Linked DNA regions of Mus musculus: region 2 is linked to region 1. A link is a loop called in an ENCODE intact Hi-C map of the cell type or tissue named here. Cell type or tissue: left cerebral cortex. All regions are shown on one strand. Region 1 holds the start of LOC108168808 (a long non-coding RNA gene). Region 2 overlaps Rbm39 (RNA binding motif protein 39).

Region 1 (4,000 bases):
CCCCCCCATATTTCATTCTTCTAAGCATTATCTGGACCAAGAGGCAGCAGGCGGCAGGCTCACTGAAGGGAGGCCATGTCTGCCTCCCCTATGTCCCAATCACATCCACCACCTACCCATTTCTCTTGCAGCCTGTTCACCTCCTCCTCGTGGGCCACCTTCTGTCGCTCCAGAGATGCTTGCCCCTCCTGCTCAGCTTGGGCTAGCTGCCTGGCTACTGCATCCCACTCCTGCTCTGCCCGGGTCCTCTCAGCATCCAGTTCCAGCTTCAGGCATTTCACTTCCCCTATGACATCAGGTAAGATCGCCTCTGAGCCTCTGCCCTGCTCTTTCTCCCTGCCCACCCGCCTCAGGAGCAACTTCCTCTCAGAGCCCGAGTCTGGCAGAAGAAAGCTCTCACTGCTTTCTTGGCTGTTACTATCTCTTTGGAATGCAGTGTGCCCCATTCCAGCTGGGCTCTCACCTTGAATTACTTCCTTGGCTTGGATAATAGTTTGAATCTGGACCTCCAGCTGCCCCTTGGTGACCTGTATCACAGAATTTTGCTGTTGGGCCTCAAATAGATTGCTCTCCAGTTGCTCCTTGGCTGACCTATAAGATTTAGGAATCAGGGAGAGTTCTAACCCATCAAGCCCCTTACCCTTTCTCAAGAGGGACTGGGTTTTAAGTACAGGTCACCAGGGAAGCTCTAGGGCAATCACACGTCTACAGCTCTTTTAGAATGCATACACTGAGGACAGGGAGCTTAGCTTGGCTACCCTTACCCTTGCAAAGCTCTCTGTGCTCGGATGAACTAAGTGTGGGCCCTACCTGAGCCCCAGGACATGTTCAGTGAGGTCCTGTCGGTCCCGCTCCACAGCCTGCAGGCGCACCTCAAGAGCTGCCCTCTCCCGTACTAGGGCTTCCTTCTCCTGGACTGCCCTAGCAAGTGTTTCTTCCTGTCTTTCTGCGTCCTGATGCAGCTGTTCTAGGTGAGCTGTAGCTGTTTCTTGCTGGTGATGTGCCTGAGGGAGAGAAATTGGTGAGACACAGAGTAAGGCACAATCCCAGGATTCTTGCTCCAGAGCTACTAACAGCAAGTCAAGGCCAGTGAGTCTTCAAGGATTCTGAACTCCACACTGTGAGATCGAGCATTGTTGAATAACTGGCATTTATGTCTGTCTGTCTGTCTGTCTGTCTGTCCTTGATCAACCAGGAGTCCCCGGACCAGAAAGGATGTTCTCCAATGAGCAAGGCACTATACTGAGGCCAGCAGGACCTGTATATGCTAAGAAAGTGGGTAATGACCTGGGAAGGGGCTCTAAGAATGGGATACTCTAAGTATTGCCCTAATGCTCCAAGCATCAGGGCAGTGAGCAGTCTGGTAGGGAAAAGTATGCCTGTCATGATTGATCTTCACTGTCAACTTCGTGATTGAGAATCCCCGAGGAGCCACGCCTCTGTGTGTCTGTGAGGATGTTTCCAGAGAGGATAAGGAAGGAAGGGGAACCATCTGAATGTGGATGGAGACGCCTCATGAGCTGGAGTTGTAGATTCTAAAAAGGGCAACAGCAGAAAGCCCAGGGGACACCTTGTCCCCTTCCTGTCTCCTGATGCAAGTGAGCAGCTGCCACAAATTCTGGCCACCACAGAGACATCTGCTGCCATGCTTCCCCCACTTTGACAGACCATGTCCCCTCAAGCTGTGACTCAAAAAACAAAAAACAAAAACCAAAAAAACCCCACAGGTAGACTTTGTCTCAAAAAGCAAACAGAGAGACAGACAGCCGGTCCACACGACACATGCACAGCTGTAACTGGTAGCTATAATCTCAGCACTCAGGAGGCAGAGGCAGGAGGGACACTGTAAGTTGAGGACAGCCTGGTTCACAGCGTGAATTCCAGGCCATCTAGGGCTAGAGTTAGATTTTCTCTCAAATGACCAAACTAACTAAGTAAATAATTTGGCTGACTGTGAAGGATATACAGACAAGTAATTACAGCAGGAAGACGATACACGTTCGCACTGAGTATGAAGTGAGGGAGAGACTGCAGGAAGCACATGGGGACTGGCATGTGGGGGTGAGCGCAGGACTCCATAGAAACGCATTAAAACAGTGGGAAGACCCGCCTCACTCACATCACTTCTCAGTCTTTCTGCTTACAACAAGTATGTAACACACTGCAAGTGACACCCGCAATGGCCTCTCACCTCACTTAATTTATCTTTAAGCTCTTCCTTTTCTTCTCGGGTGCCCCTCAGCTCTGCCTGTAGCTCAGCCCCCGCTTCCTCTGCCTTCTGCAGCTGAGTCTCCAGCTGAGTTTTCTTCTCCCACAGGGCTTCCCTGCGCCTTTCTGCCTCCGCCAGGTCCACCTGCAAAGCGCTTCTCAGCTGCTCTGCGGCCTCCACTCTGCTGCATAGAGACTGGTTCTCCTGCTCCAACTACTGGCCGGAAAGAGAAGAGAAAGAGTGCAGGGCATCAAAGGTAAAGGTTAAAGCTCCCTCTGCTTCTACAGAAACCACCTACAGTGAACACAGGGAGGGAGATCCATCCATTCTTTCCATCTGATGTCTACACTCTAGGCACTAGGTGGCCCTGATGCTGGGACAGAGACAAAAAAGGCAAAATCTCGCTTTCAGAGAATTCAGAATAATACCAGGTGGTGGTACATGCCCTTGGGAGGTGAAGGAGGATCAGGAGGACAGTTTTGGCAGCATGAAACCCTGTCTCAAAATAAAAACAAAACAAAACAACAAAAAACCTCAACCAACCAACTAAAATACCCAGAATTAGGAAATACAGACATTTCTGGGTCTCGGGAGATCTAGAAGAAACAAGTTTTCCCTACCAAAATGAAGGTTAAATTTCTAACCAACAGAGATGATTTGGGGGCTATTTGGGCTATTCAGCACATCTGCCTCACCCAATAGCATGAAATGCTTCGTCTCCTTCCAGGGACATGGACCTTCCCTGTCCTGATCATTCATTCAATGCTCGGAGGTTCTGCTGCAGGTGTGGGGGGGCCGGTGAGGGGGGATTTACAGTGCTTAAGGCTAATCCTTTGCTCTCTACATTGCAAATGTCTCTCTTGCTCATTTCAGCTATAACTGGGAGCAGCCCTGCCTAATCCACTGAGGACTCTGTCCTATTGAGGCTAATCTTCAGATAAGCCAGCCCGGTCCTGGGAACCACACCTTCGCTCACCTGGAGAAGCTGCTGGTTCAGTTCAACTTTATCTAAAGCCAAAGCCTCGTTTAAGGCCCCAAGCTTGACAGCTGCAGCTCGAAGATCAGCTACCTCTGCCTTCAGGCTGTTCTCAGAACCTGACAGCTCCACAATGGACTGTTCTGCCTAAAAACAAAAGGGTTAAAGTGTTTCCTACTTTGAGTTTTCAGGAACAGTAAATCACACTCCCAATACCTGCCTTTTTATTTTTCAACTATCACTCCATTTCTTCCCTTGCAATCTAAACAAGTTTTTCATTCATTCATTCATGAGACAGGTGGTCACAGCACAGAAACACGGAAAGTCATGCAAACACCTACAGTTGTCATGACACTACAGAAACTGTAAGTGCAACTGAAAACTCAAAGAAGGCATCAATTCAGTTAGGGAGAGGAGCTGATGGAACACAGACAGGGAACTGGACCTTGGGAGTTAAGGTGAAAGGAAGGTGCATACAATGTACTAATGTCATGAAGGAAGATGACTTGAGACTGCAGCTGATGCTTTGTGGCAAGAGCAAAGGACACTTGGAGTGAGGGTGGGCTTGGGAAGGTAGGCCACAGATGGCAAAAGGTATTGAATATGTTTTTAAGATTTATATTTTAGGGCCTAGCAAACACATAAGTGGATGCTCACAGTCAGCTATTGGATGGATCACAGGGCCCCCAATGGAGGAGCTAGAGAAAGTATCCAAGGAGCTAAAGAGATCTGCAACCCTGTAGGTGCAACAACATTATGAACTAACCAGTACCCCGGAGCTCTTGACTCTAGCTACATATGTATCAAAAGATGGC
Region 2 (4,000 bases), 200 kb before region 1:
TGCTCCTATTATTTCTTTCTTTTTTTTCTTTTTTTTTCTTTTTTTTGGTTTTTTTCGAGACAGGGTTTCTCTGTATAGTGCTGGCTGTCCTGGAACTCACTTTGTGGACCAGGCTGGCCTCAAATTCAGAAATCCACCTGCCTCTGCCTCCCAAGTGCTGGGATTAAAGGCATGCGCCACCACTGCCCGGCCTATTATTTCTATATAAGGTTTTAGAGTAAATTGGAAGGGGTTTGTAGATAAAGTTACTGGAACTTATACGCATTATTTAAACAAGTGTATAATTAATTCATTACAGCTGTTAAAAAATAGGCATTTGGCTAGGAATATGATGGCTCATGCATTTAGTGACAACATTCAGATCTTTAAGTTCAAGGACAGCCATAGCCACAAACAGAAACTCTGTCTTGAAAACAGTCAAAAAGCCGGGCGTGGTGGCGCATGCCTTTAATCCCAGCAATCGGGAGGCAGAGACAGGCGGATTTCTGAGTTCAAGGCCAGCCTGGTCTACAAAGTGAGTTCCAGGACAGCCAGGGCTATACAGATAAACCCTGTCTCGAAAAAAACAAAACAAAAAAAGAAAAAAGTCAAAAAAGAAGTTTTTTTTTACCTGTATTAACAGCTTTGTGAAGAAACTGCATTTCTTTTTTTTTTTTTTTTAAGATTTATTTATTTATTTATTATATGTGTGTGCACTCTAGTTGTCTTCAGACACTCCAGAAGAGGGCATCAGATTTTTGTTACAGATGGTTTTGAGCCACCATGTGGTTGCTGGGATTTGAACTCAGGACCTTTGGAAGAGCAGTCAGTGCTCTTAACCACTGAGCCATCTCACCAGCCCGAAACTGCATTTCTAAGCAAGGATTAAATGAGTCTTTAATTCTTTACTAAGCACACCTTTTAAAACTATATATTTTTTTTTAGGTTTATTTTATTTATTACATGTAAGTACACTGTAGCTGTCTTCAGACCCTCCAGAAGAGGGAGTCAGATCTCATTACGGATGGTTGTGAGCCACCATGTGGTTGCTGGGATTTGAACTTCGGACCTTCGGAAGAGCAGTCGGGTGCTCTTACCCACTGAGCCATCTCACCAGCCCCCTTAAAACTATTTTTGAAAGTATTTATGCTTGTGTGATGCCAGGTGCCAGTCAGTCCGTATAGATTTCAGCTAGGCCAAAAGCTTTATTTCCTTTACCCAATATGTTTACAAGATTTAAGTAGTTTAGACTTGAAATTAAAGATGAGCAACTGAATCAGCCACTGAGCTTTTTTGCTAAGGAATATACTCAGCCGGGTGTGGTGGCACACGCCTTTAATCCCAGCAGAGGCAGAGGCCAGCCTGGTCTACAAAGTGAGTTCCAGGACAGCTACACAGAGAAATCCTGTCTCAAAAAAAAAGAATACACTTAAACATAAACTAATGGGCTGGTGAGATGGCTCAGTGGGTAAGAGCACCCGACTGCTCTTCGGAAGGTCCAGAGTTCAAATCCCAGCAACCACATGGTGGCTCACAACCATCTGTAACAAGATCTGACGCCCTCTTCTGGAGTGTCTCAAGACAGCTACAGTGTACTTACATATAATAAATAAAAAAATCTTTAAAAAAAAAACAAAAAAAACCCAAAAACTAATAATAGTCAACAAAATACTAATCAGATACTGGTATTAACTGAAGTTAAGTGTGTTTGGATTCTGGATCCTTTGTAGTCTAGTGTGTGTACCTAAGTATGGGTGCCCCTCTGTGTTTGTTTTTATGGCTTATGTTAATTGCCTTACATTATAGACTTCATGCTGGTAGTACTGCTATGATACTATTTTTATTCTTATTTTCTCTCTCTCAGGAGCTGAGGACCAAACCAAGGCTTTTTGCTTGCTGGGCAAGCACAATAGCACTGAGCTAAATCCCCAACCCCCATGAGACTATTTTTAATTCTGAGTTATATATTAGAAATTTTTTTGTTCCTTTCCTCAAGATTTACAGTCTTTAAGATTGTAAGTTTTCTTAACTGGGGTGAATTAAATAGGGGACAGATGCTTTAAAAATCAGAATGCTAGTTTTGTTTTTTAAAGATTTATTAACTTATTTCAAGAATGTGAGTACAGTGTCTCTACCTTCTGACAGACCAGAAGAGGACATCAGATCCCATTATAGATGGTTGTGGGCCTCCATGTGGTTGCTGGGAATTGAACTCAGGACCTTTGGAAGAGCAGTCTTAACTACTGAGCCATCTCTCCAGCACCAGAATACTTTTTTGAGAAGCTATTATTGATGGCTGCCTTTTATTCAAGTTTGAATTAATTTAAATATTTCTTGTTTTGGTTTAAATTGAATCTCGTGGTGGTTAGCTAGGCAGTTTTATTTTTTTTTTTTAAATATTTATTTATTTATTATATGTAAATACACTGTAGCTGTCCTCAGACACTCCAGAAGAGGGAGTCAGATCTTGTTATGGATGGTTGTGAGCCACCATGTGGTTGCTGGGATTTGAACTCCTGACCTTCGGAAGAGCAGTCGGGTGCTCTTACCCACTGAGCCATCTCACCAGCCCCAGCTAGGCAGTTTTATAACAAAGAGAAATATAATCAGACTGGCAGATGCAGATCTATGTTAGTTCAAGGCCAGCCTGGTTTACATACTGTATTTTTAATTACACCCTGTCTCCAATAATACTTTTCTGTATTATGTATAACAGAAGAGAAAAAATAGCTTGTTAAGTATTTATATGTACTTGATTGGACAGTAATCTGTCCAATAATTGTCTTACTATTATGGATTAGAAAGGCAAAGCAAGAGGATCACTGCTAAGTTTCAGCCCACATTGATTTACAAAGTGAATTGCAAAAAAACTCAGGCTTATGTACCCTATTTAAAAAAAAAAAAAAAAAGTCTGGCCTGGTGTTGGTGGCATACCCCTTTAATCTCAGCACTTGGGAGGCAGAGGCAATTTCTGAGTTTGAGGCCAGCATGCTCTACAAAGTGAGTTCAAGGGCAGCCAGGAAACCCTGACCCTGTCTTGGAAAAAAAAAGTCTGAGTTAGAGGGGACAGAAGAATTTTATTTGAAACAACTTGATTATAAGTTTTTCTTAAAACTAAATGTAAAATTTTAAGAACTTATTTTATTTATACATGAGTGCTCAATTTCCATGTGTTCCTGTATGGCAGAAGAGCATTAGACCCTATTTTTGAACGACAAGAGCCACCAAGTGGTTGCTGGGAATTGAACTCAAGACTTCTGGAAGAGCAACCAGCGCTCTTATCTACTGAGCCAGTCCTCTTTAATGACCATGATTGAACACTATGGGACATGTATCTTATGATCCTTTAAGAAGTAAGCTTTGTCTTTAAAAAGGTACCAAAATTACTTGTATTATGCTTTAATGTGAAAATAACCCTCTTTATTATTTTTTGCAATATTGGTGTTGGTCTGTGGATCAGGTATATTCCAAAACTGAACTGAAACTTCTCTTTGAATCATAAAAGCATCATTTTTTCTTTTTTTCTGAGTGAAATTGTCTTTACATTTAATACCTTCTACCCTAATCAATATAGTACTGTGAATGTTCTGATACTCGCTTAAGAATTACTACATGGAAACTGGGCAAGGTGGCACACATTTGATTTCAGCACTAGTCAGACAGGATCTAGGATAGTGAGTTCTAGGTCAGCTGAAAAGACATAGTGAGAACCTTTTTAAATTAAAAGACACACACAAAATCCTGGGTGCTTGTGGTAGCATACACCTTCAAACCCAATACTCAGAAGGCAGAGTCAGTTAGGATCTCTGAGTCTGGATTATAGTGAGTTCCAGTGTAGTCAAGTCTGTATCCTGCCTTGAGAAGGGGGAGGGAGTGAGGGAAGGTAAGAAAAAGATGAATAAGGGGGTTGAGGCCTGTAATTCAACATTGAAATCTCAGTTTGAGACAGGAGAAAAAACAGTTCTAGGTATTATTTGGATTTTATGAGACACTGTGTCACAAGTTTTTGAATGAAATGTGT

The links. A loop is a pair of places that touch in the nucleus more often than their neighbours do. Peaks named below come from ENCODE experiments on the same cell type or tissue, not always from the same donor. Only the 100,000 strongest peaks of a DNase experiment are listed, where the experiment ranks them.
Region 2: it touches region 1 in a loop (3-fold over the local background); 1 of 42 quality-filtered maps calls a loop at or near these places.

What each region holds. Positions count from the first base shown.
Region 1 is chr2:155,972,675-155,976,674 of GRCm38, reverse strand. It overlaps Cep250 (centrosomal protein 250), which reads right to left. Exons shown (of 33, transcript NM_001130000.1): 14 at 3,186-3,332; 15 at 2,192-2,422; 16 at 811-1,004; 17 at 464-591; 18 at 117-286. It overlaps LOC108168808 (a long non-coding RNA gene), which reads left to right and starts at 1,004. Exons shown (of 4, transcript XR_001783524.2): 1 at 1,004-1,089; 2 at 1,196-1,275; 3 at 2,318-2,465; 4 at 3,083-3,400. In left cerebral cortex, no CTCF peak of the experiment used is centred here; DNase peaks (open chromatin) are centred at 2,107 and 2,318.
Region 2 is chr2:156,168,325-156,172,324 of GRCm38, reverse strand. All of the region lies in intron 4 of Rbm39 (RNA binding motif protein 39), which reads left to right. Among named protein-coding and RNA genes, the nearest start is that of Rbm39, 9.9 kb to the left of the region's middle. In left cerebral cortex, a CTCF peak has its summit at 1,541 (motif pointing left); no DNase peak of the experiment used is centred here.